Linked DNA regions of Homo sapiens: regions 2 and 3 are each linked to region 1. Evidence: read pairs that join two places in POLR2A ChIA-PET (ENCODE). Cell type or tissue: MCF 10A. All regions are shown on one strand. Region 1 overlaps PC (pyruvate carboxylase). Region 2 overlaps PC (pyruvate carboxylase). Region 3 overlaps PC (pyruvate carboxylase).

Evidence for each region. ChIA-PET counts read pairs that join two places held together with the same protein. Peaks named below come from ENCODE experiments on the same cell type or tissue, not always from the same donor. Only the 100,000 strongest peaks of a DNase experiment are listed, where the experiment ranks them.
Region 2: POLR2A ChIA-PET joins it to region 1 with 19 read pairs; 7 of 35 experiments call an interaction of 5 or more read pairs at or near these places.
Region 3: POLR2A ChIA-PET joins it to region 1 with 17 read pairs; 6 of 35 experiments call an interaction of 5 or more read pairs at or near these places.

The regions. Positions count from the first base shown.
Region 1 is chr11:66,935,647-66,938,146 of GRCh38, forward strand. The region is part of intron 3 of PC (pyruvate carboxylase); the gene reads right to left. Among named protein-coding and RNA genes, the nearest start is that of MIR3163, 2.4 kb to the left of the region's middle. In MCF 10A, no CTCF peak of the experiment used is centred here; a DNase peak (open chromatin) is centred at 945.
Region 2 is chr11:66,857,469-66,859,968 of GRCh38, forward strand. All of the region lies in intron 12 of PC (pyruvate carboxylase), which reads right to left. It overlaps LRFN4 (leucine rich repeat and fibronectin type III domain containing 4), which reads left to right. Exons shown (of 2, transcript NM_024036.5): 1 at 1-1,625; 2 at 2,169-2,500. The coding sequence starts at 277. Among named protein-coding and RNA genes, the nearest start is that of LRFN4, 1.7 kb to the left of the region's middle. In MCF 10A, no CTCF peak of the experiment used is centred here; no DNase peak of the experiment used is centred here.
Region 3 is chr11:66,879,640-66,882,139 of GRCh38, forward strand. All of the region lies in intron 3 of PC (pyruvate carboxylase), which reads right to left. Among named protein-coding and RNA genes, the nearest start is that of LRFN4, 24 kb to the left of the region's middle. RefSeq lists an enhancer at 2,337-2,500. In MCF 10A, no CTCF peak of the experiment used is centred here; a DNase peak (open chromatin) is centred at 1,392.

The DNA.
Region 1 (2,500 bases):
GGCCAGAATCTGGTTTGCTGCTGTCAGAGCTTGGCTATAACTCTTCCTAGTGAAGCTGAGAGAGACACTGAACCTCTCTGAACCTCGGGTCTGTCATCCATAAGCAGCAAAACCACAACCATAACCAGTTCCAGGGAAAACTGGTTGATAAAATAAAACTAGCCAAGTGCTGTAGCTCATGCCTGTAATCCCAGCACTTCAGGAGGCCGAGGCAGGAGGATCGCTTGAGCTCAGAAGTTTGAGACCAGCCTGGGCAACACAGTCTTTACAAAAAATACAAAAACTAGCCAGGCATGGTGGCACATGCCTGTAGTCCCAGCTACTCAGGAGGCTCAGGTGGGAGGATCATTTGAGCCTTGGAAGTTGAGGCTGCAGTGAGCTGTGATTGCACCACTGCACTCCAGCATGAGTGACAGAGTGAGACCCTGTCTCAAAAAAAAAAAAAAAAAAAATCAGCTGGGTGTGGTGGCACATGCCTGTAGTCTCAGCTACTTGGGAGGCTGAGGTGGGAGCATTGCTTGAGCCCAGGAGGTGGAGGCTACAGTGAGCTTGGATGGTGCCACTGTACTCCAGCCTCGTGACAGAGCAAGACCCTGTCACACACACACACAAAAAAAAGGTGGGGGGGGAGAGAAAAAAAGAAAAAAATGAAATAAAAAAACTATAAAGTGCTACACACACATAAGGGATATTATCAAGAACAGAACATCAGCAGTCAGCTCCATATGGTGTCCTGGAGTAACACTAGTTGAGATTAGACCCCAGTATTTGCTGACGTCTTGATGGTTAATGGGCAGGGGAGAGGCCACCAATATTGTTATTGGCAATTGCTCTATTTTTCTTGAGGTAAAGGGTAAATTCCCCTTTGTGAGCAAAACATCTTTTTCTGTATTGTAATTCCATTCTGCTATCTCCAAGCATTCAGTAAAATGTTGTGAAATGCCTGACAGGTCGTTTGTGTATTTAAGGCAATATGGTATGAAGGGTGAAGCAACAGCCCTGAGGCAGGGAGAACTAGGCAACATACAGAAGAGAACAGCTGGCCAAGGAAATAACCAAGCCAGACAGATGACATTCATTTAACCTATGTTTTTCACTCCCTAACTATGTTCCAAACTTGGTGGAACACATAAGCATCCCTGGGTATTTGTAGAAAAACTTGGGGAAGGGAACTCTATAAAAGATAGGTCTTCTTTTTTTTTTAAGATGGAGTCTTGCTCTGTCACCCAGGCTCCCAGGCTGGAATGCAGTGGCGCGATCTTGGCTCACTGCAACCTCCGCCTCCCAAGTTCAAGCAACGATTCTCGTGCCTCAGCCCCCTAAGTAGCTGGGACTACAGGTATGCACCACCACGCCTGGCTAATTTTTGTATTTTTGGTAGAGATGGGGGTTTCGCCATGTTGGTCAGGCTGGTCTCGAACTTCTGACCTCAAATGATCCACCCGTCTGGGCCTCCCAAAGTGCTGGGATTACAGGTGTAAGCCACTGTGCCCGGCCTAAAGACAGGCCTTCCTACAGGTCAAGGAAGCTTGACTAATTGTTATTAGGGATTAAATTGAAAAACTGTCCCTGAAGACAAAGAGGTCAGGACCATCTAAGACTCAAAAGTCCAATAATTACAGTTGAAGGTTTTGCCTTCAACAGTGTTCATCCCACTATCTCCTGGCTCCCATGATTTCTGAGGAGAAATGAGCTGTTAATCTGATCAAAGATCCTTTGAACAAGATAAGTTGCTCATCTCTTGCTGCTTTCAAGATTCTTTGTCATTTGACACTTTGATTATGAAATATCTAGGTGTGGATCTCTGATATTCATCCTCATTGGAGTTCACTGAGCTTCCTGAGTGGGTAGGTTACTGTTTTTCATCAGCTTGTGGCCATTCTTTCTGACCCTTTCTCTCCTCTCCTTCTGGGACTCTCATGATGCATATGTTGATTTGTGTGACGGTGCACCATGGGTCTCTGAGGCTGTTAATTTTCCTTCATTCTTTTTTCATTAGCCTGAAAAATCTCAAGGTACCATCTTCAAGCTTGCTGATTTTTTTCTGCCTGCTCAAATCTGCTGTTCAGCCTCTAGTGAATTTTTCATGTCAGTAACTACACAGTTCAACTCCAGAATTTCTGGGTTTTTTTTGTTTTTTTTTTTTTTGAGACTGAGTCTTGCTCTGTTGCCTAGGCTGGAGTACAGTGATGCCATCTCAGCTCACTGCAATCTCCACCTCCCAGGTTCAAGCGATTCTCCTGCCTCAGCCTCCTGAGTAGCTGGGACTACAGGTGCGTGCCACCACACTCAGCTAATTTTTTGTATTTTTAGTAGAGACGGGGTTTCACTGTGTTAGCCAGGATGGTCTCGATCTCTCGACCTCGTGATCCACCTGCCTTGGCCTCCCTCTATTTGGTGAGACACTCTTCTCACATTTTCCTTAAGTTCTTTAGACAAATTTAAAATAGTTGATTTAACATCATTGTCTATGAAGTCCAACATCTAGGCTGGAAAAGAC
Region 2 (2,500 bases), 78 kb before region 1:
CGGTCCTCCTCCGCTTCCTGCCTCATGCCTCACCTTGTCCCCAGCGCCTGGACTCCCCCTTAACTGCTTGGGAAATGTGACCTTTGCTCTGGGGGGCCTGGCCCTGCAGGCCCCAACCTTCCCTCATCTCTGGCGGCCCTCTTGGGCCTCTGACCCAGCCCCTCCCCGGGCCAGGCTCACAGAAGCTGGCTTCTGGGACTGTCCTGGGCCCAAGTGGGCACCTGCGCCAGCCCCACCTGTGCCTGGGCTGTGGCCCCTTCCTACAGGGCGCTCACCATGGCCCCGCCGCTCCTGCTGCTGCTGCTGGCCAGTGGAGCGGCCGCCTGCCCGCTGCCCTGCGTCTGCCAGAACCTGTCCGAGTCGCTCAGCACCCTCTGTGCCCACCGAGGCCTGCTGTTTGTGCCGCCCAACGTGGACCGGCGCACAGTGGAGCTGCGGCTGGCTGACAACTTCATCCAGGCCCTGGGGCCCCCTGACTTCCGCAACATGACGGGACTGGTGGACCTGACACTGTCTCGCAATGCCATCACCCGCATTGGGGCCCGCGCCTTTGGGGACCTCGAGAGCCTGCGTTCCCTCCACCTTGACGGCAACAGGCTGGTGGAGCTGGGCACCGGGAGCCTCCGGGGCCCCGTCAATCTGCAGCACCTCATCCTCAGCGGCAACCAGCTGGGCCGCATCGCGCCGGGAGCCTTCGACGACTTCCTAGAGAGCCTGGAGGACCTGGACCTGTCCTACAACAACCTCCGGCAGGTGCCCTGGGCCGGCATCGGCGCCATGCCTGCCCTGCACACCCTCAACCTGGACCATAACCTTATTGACGCACTGCCCCCAGGCGCCTTCGCCCAGCTCGGTCAGCTCTCCCGCCTGGACCTCACCTCCAACCGCCTGGCCACGCTGGCTCCGGACCCGCTTTTCTCTCGTGGGCGTGATGCAGAGGCCTCTCCCGCCCCCCTGGTGCTGAGCTTTAGCGGGAACCCCCTGCACTGCAACTGTGAGCTGCTGTGGCTGCGGCGGCTGGCGCGGCCGGACGACCTGGAAACGTGCGCCTCCCCGCCCGGCCTGGCCGGCCGCTACTTCTGGGCAGTGCCCGAGGGCGAGTTCTCCTGTGAGCCGCCCCTCATTGCCCGCCACACGCAGCGCCTCTGGGTGCTGGAAGGCCAGCGGGCCACGCTGCGGTGCCGGGCCCTGGGTGACCCCGCGCCTACCATGCACTGGGTCGGTCCTGACGACCGGTTGGTTGGCAACTCCTCCCGAGCCCGGGCTTTCCCCAACGGGACCTTAGAGATTGGGGTGACCGGCGCTGGGGACGCTGGGGGCTACACCTGCATCGCCACCAACCCTGCTGGTGAGGCCACAGCCCGAGTAGAACTGCGGGTGCTGGCCTTGCCCCATGGTGGGAACAGCAGTGCCGAGGGGGGCCGCCCCGGGCCCTCGGACATCGCCGCCTCCGCTCGCACTGCTGCCGAGGGTGAGGGGACGCTGGAGTCTGAGCCAGCCGTGCAGGTGACGGAGGTGACCGCCACCTCAGGGCTGGTGAGCTGGGGTCCCGGGCGGCCAGCCGACCCAGTGTGGATGTTCCAAATCCAGTACAACAGCAGCGAAGATGAGACCCTCATCTACCGGTGAGGATGCGTGCCCCACACCCGGCTGCACTCCCGGCGCCCTTCCTCCGCCCTCTGCTCCCCACAAGGCTTTGCTTCCACCCCTCCTCTCTCTGGGGCTGACACCCCCTCCCCGACCATGGCTGCTGGACTCTTGGAGGAGCAGTGGCCTGGCCTGGCCTGGCTGCCTGAGGGGGCTGGAGCTCAAGGGGCGGCAGAAGGACCCCACCCCGAGATGTCCCAGGTGTCACTGAGCTGTGCAGGCCTCCCCGGCAGCAGGTGGCGGTTGGGTCTGTCTGAAGCACATGGCCCGCGCCCGCGTGTTATTTCTGCCTCTGCTGGTGCCATCCCCCCACCCCATTCCCCTCGCTTGCCTGCGTCCTGTGCCAGTGCACACACCCATCTCCTGGCCACACTCTCCAGCCTGTTCACCTTCCTGAGTGAACCCAAGAGCCCGAGTGGCCCCAGGGGGAGGGGTGTTTGGAGCTGGGAGCACGGGAGTGGGGAGGTGAGGATGGGGCTAGACCCCAGCCCCGGGCTCTGACCACCTGCCCTTGCCTGCAGGATTGTCCCAGCCTCCAGCCACCACTTCCTGCTGAAGCACCTCGTCCCCGGCGCTGACTATGACCTCTGCCTGCTGGCCTTGTCACCGGCCGCTGGGCCCTCTGACCTCACGGCCACCAGGCTGCTGGGCTGTGCCCATTTCTCCACGCTGCCGGCCTCGCCCCTGTGCCACGCCCTGCAGGCCCACGTGCTGGGCGGGACCCTGACCGTGGCCGTGGGGGGTGTGCTGGTGGCTGCCTTACTGGTCTTCACTGTGGCCTTGCTGGTTCGGGGCCGGGGGGCCGGAAATGGCCGCCTCCCCCTCAAGCTCAGCCACGTCCAGTCCCAGACCA
Region 3 (2,500 bases), 56 kb before region 1:
ACCTGAGGCCTAGAAGCTGGCATGGGCCGCTGGCTGCAGGGAGGCGGGAGGTTGGGTCACGCAGAGAGTAGCTGATCCACAGCCCACAGCCTGCTCCCTCGGCCCCCTAGGGACCTGGCAAGATGATGAGGGAGGTGGTCTGAGACAGGAGGCAGTCAGAGACGGGAGGGCAGGTTTCTGTGATGGATTTGGGATGTGCTGCCGAGTGAGGCGGAAGACACGGAAATGTTGGCCAGCAGGCAGTGTGGGGCTGGGGAAGGCTGTCAGGAGCTGCTGTGAATGACGGAGGGTGAGGGCTGCACTGCTCCTTAGAACCTAGTTATGGCCCTGAAACTAAGCTCACCGCTGTGGTCACACAAGACCCCCACCACCAACCTGTCTCTCCCTGACCCGCACACAATGCCAGGCACGGATGGGGCCCAACAGACATAAAGATGAACTGAAACACCACTGCATTCCCAGGGCGCCTGCACCCTTCCTAGAACTTGGTTAACCCAGTTTTTCCTTATCGAATGGCACTGCCTTCCCAGATCTGAAACCCAGGCCTTTCCAGAATCAACATCGGCTGGGAGAAACCGCACTGTAAGATGGGCGTGGCCCCCTCACACCACCCTCTCTCCAGGAAGCAGGGTCTTCAAGGTTATGGTGGAATAAGCCGACTCTGGGTATGCTGAGCTTGAGGGGTCTGGGATGGTTCAAAGGGAGGAGCTGGGTGGGCAGACTCCCCCTGCTCCCCAATACTAGACCATTCCCCAAAGCCGAAGGGAGCAGGGGCCTCTGCACAGCACTTGGGGTATAGAAGAAGGAACCCCTGCAGCTGGAGGCACCTATGGTGACCCTCGGAAGTGGCAGCAGAGGGTGGGAGACGGCCTTCCTGAGACCCCCAGAAGCCTTGCCTCTGGTATTAATGACACTCCCGGTCCTCAGGCTGTACGAAACCAAGCCCAGACACTGGAGTATGCCAGCCTTTCAACTCACAATGGCACATTCCCAGCAAGTGCCACCAGTCTGCAGCCCTTCTGGCTGGCACCATTCCAGGCACTTCCTGCCATCTTCACAGCACGGCACAGAATAGGCGATGGCCAGGCACAGGAAGCAGGGGGCAGCAATGGCTGGGGCCAGGCTCCCTCTGCGGTCCCATGCTGCAGTCCCATGCTGCAGTCCCATGCTGCACCCTGCTTTTGGGTATTTGGTTGGTGGATGGCAATCAAGAAGTTCTCAAGGTTGTCAAGTTTGGCTGAGAAGCTTCCCTGGAAATGCAGAGGGCTTTACTAACAGAACCCACAGAGCCGTTTCCTGCTCCCTCGAGCTGAGCCGCAACTCTTCAAGGGAGGCTGCTAGAGCCCCAGGTGTGAAGGGCATTCTGGGATGCTGCCAGGGCCAGCAACCAGCTCAGGTTACAGTTACACGCCTCGGGGGATGCCACTGTCTTGCTTGCTCCTGGTGATACACACAAGCAAAGCTCTCCCTTTCTGACCTCAGAAATGGGGAAACAGTAGTGAGTGAGTGAGAGAAAAGCAACCACCATCACCCAAAGATCCTTCACCCTGTTTTCCTCTCCAGAGAGCTGACAGCCCAGAGACCCACTTGCTATTTTCTGCAAATGCCAGCTGACAGATCCCTTTTCTTGGCCTCGGGTTGTGCATAAGAGACCAAGAAATAAGACAGCTTTGACTGTCACTTGGGACGTGTAAATAACTCCTTGCAAGCAAGAATGAGCCACAGTGAAGCCAGTAGTGTGTGGGGCACCTGCTTCCTCCCCTGCTGCCTCTCGGGTGACTCCACAGCTTCCATTTCCCTCCCAGCTTCAGCTTCAGATCAATAACTCAGCATTCCCCTTCCAGAAGGGAGTCAGGAAGGCACCTACGACGACCTGCAGGCTGAGGCAGGGCGAGGGCCTGGCCGTCACCTGCCCCGCTCCTGACAGAGCTGCCGCTTCCATAGCACACAACACATACTCACTGAGCTCCACCTGGTGCCCGGCCAGTGCCAGTGGAGGAGGGCACAATGGTGGGCAGTGACCCCAGCAGAGCCTTGCTCCTTGCCAGGCAGGGGCCACTGTGGCTCTTCACGCAGACTCACTCAGTAACCCTCACAGCCCCTCATCACCTCCCTGTACAGGTAAGGGACCAGGTGCAGTGGGATTAAGTGACACACCCAGGCCACCAGCAGAGCCGGCCTGGAGCCCGCTTCATATGGCCCCCTCCAGAGCAGGAGCTCGGACCCATCAGAGTTGGCCTATGGACTCTTCACTCAACTAAAGGAGTAAGTCACGGCTTTCATCAGGAGCACAGTGTGACAGGCACTTGGAAACCAAAATACCAAAACCAAAAACCCCACTTCTGATAAAACTGTCACTGGCCTGGCCTCCAGCAGGGCCACCAGTGGCACTCAGAGCTTCCCAACGAGAGCTGACGAACAATGTCAGCAGTCACATGTCCCAGATAAGCCAAGGCAGTTTCAATTTGTCTAATAAATCATCAAAATGTCCCTGAAATCC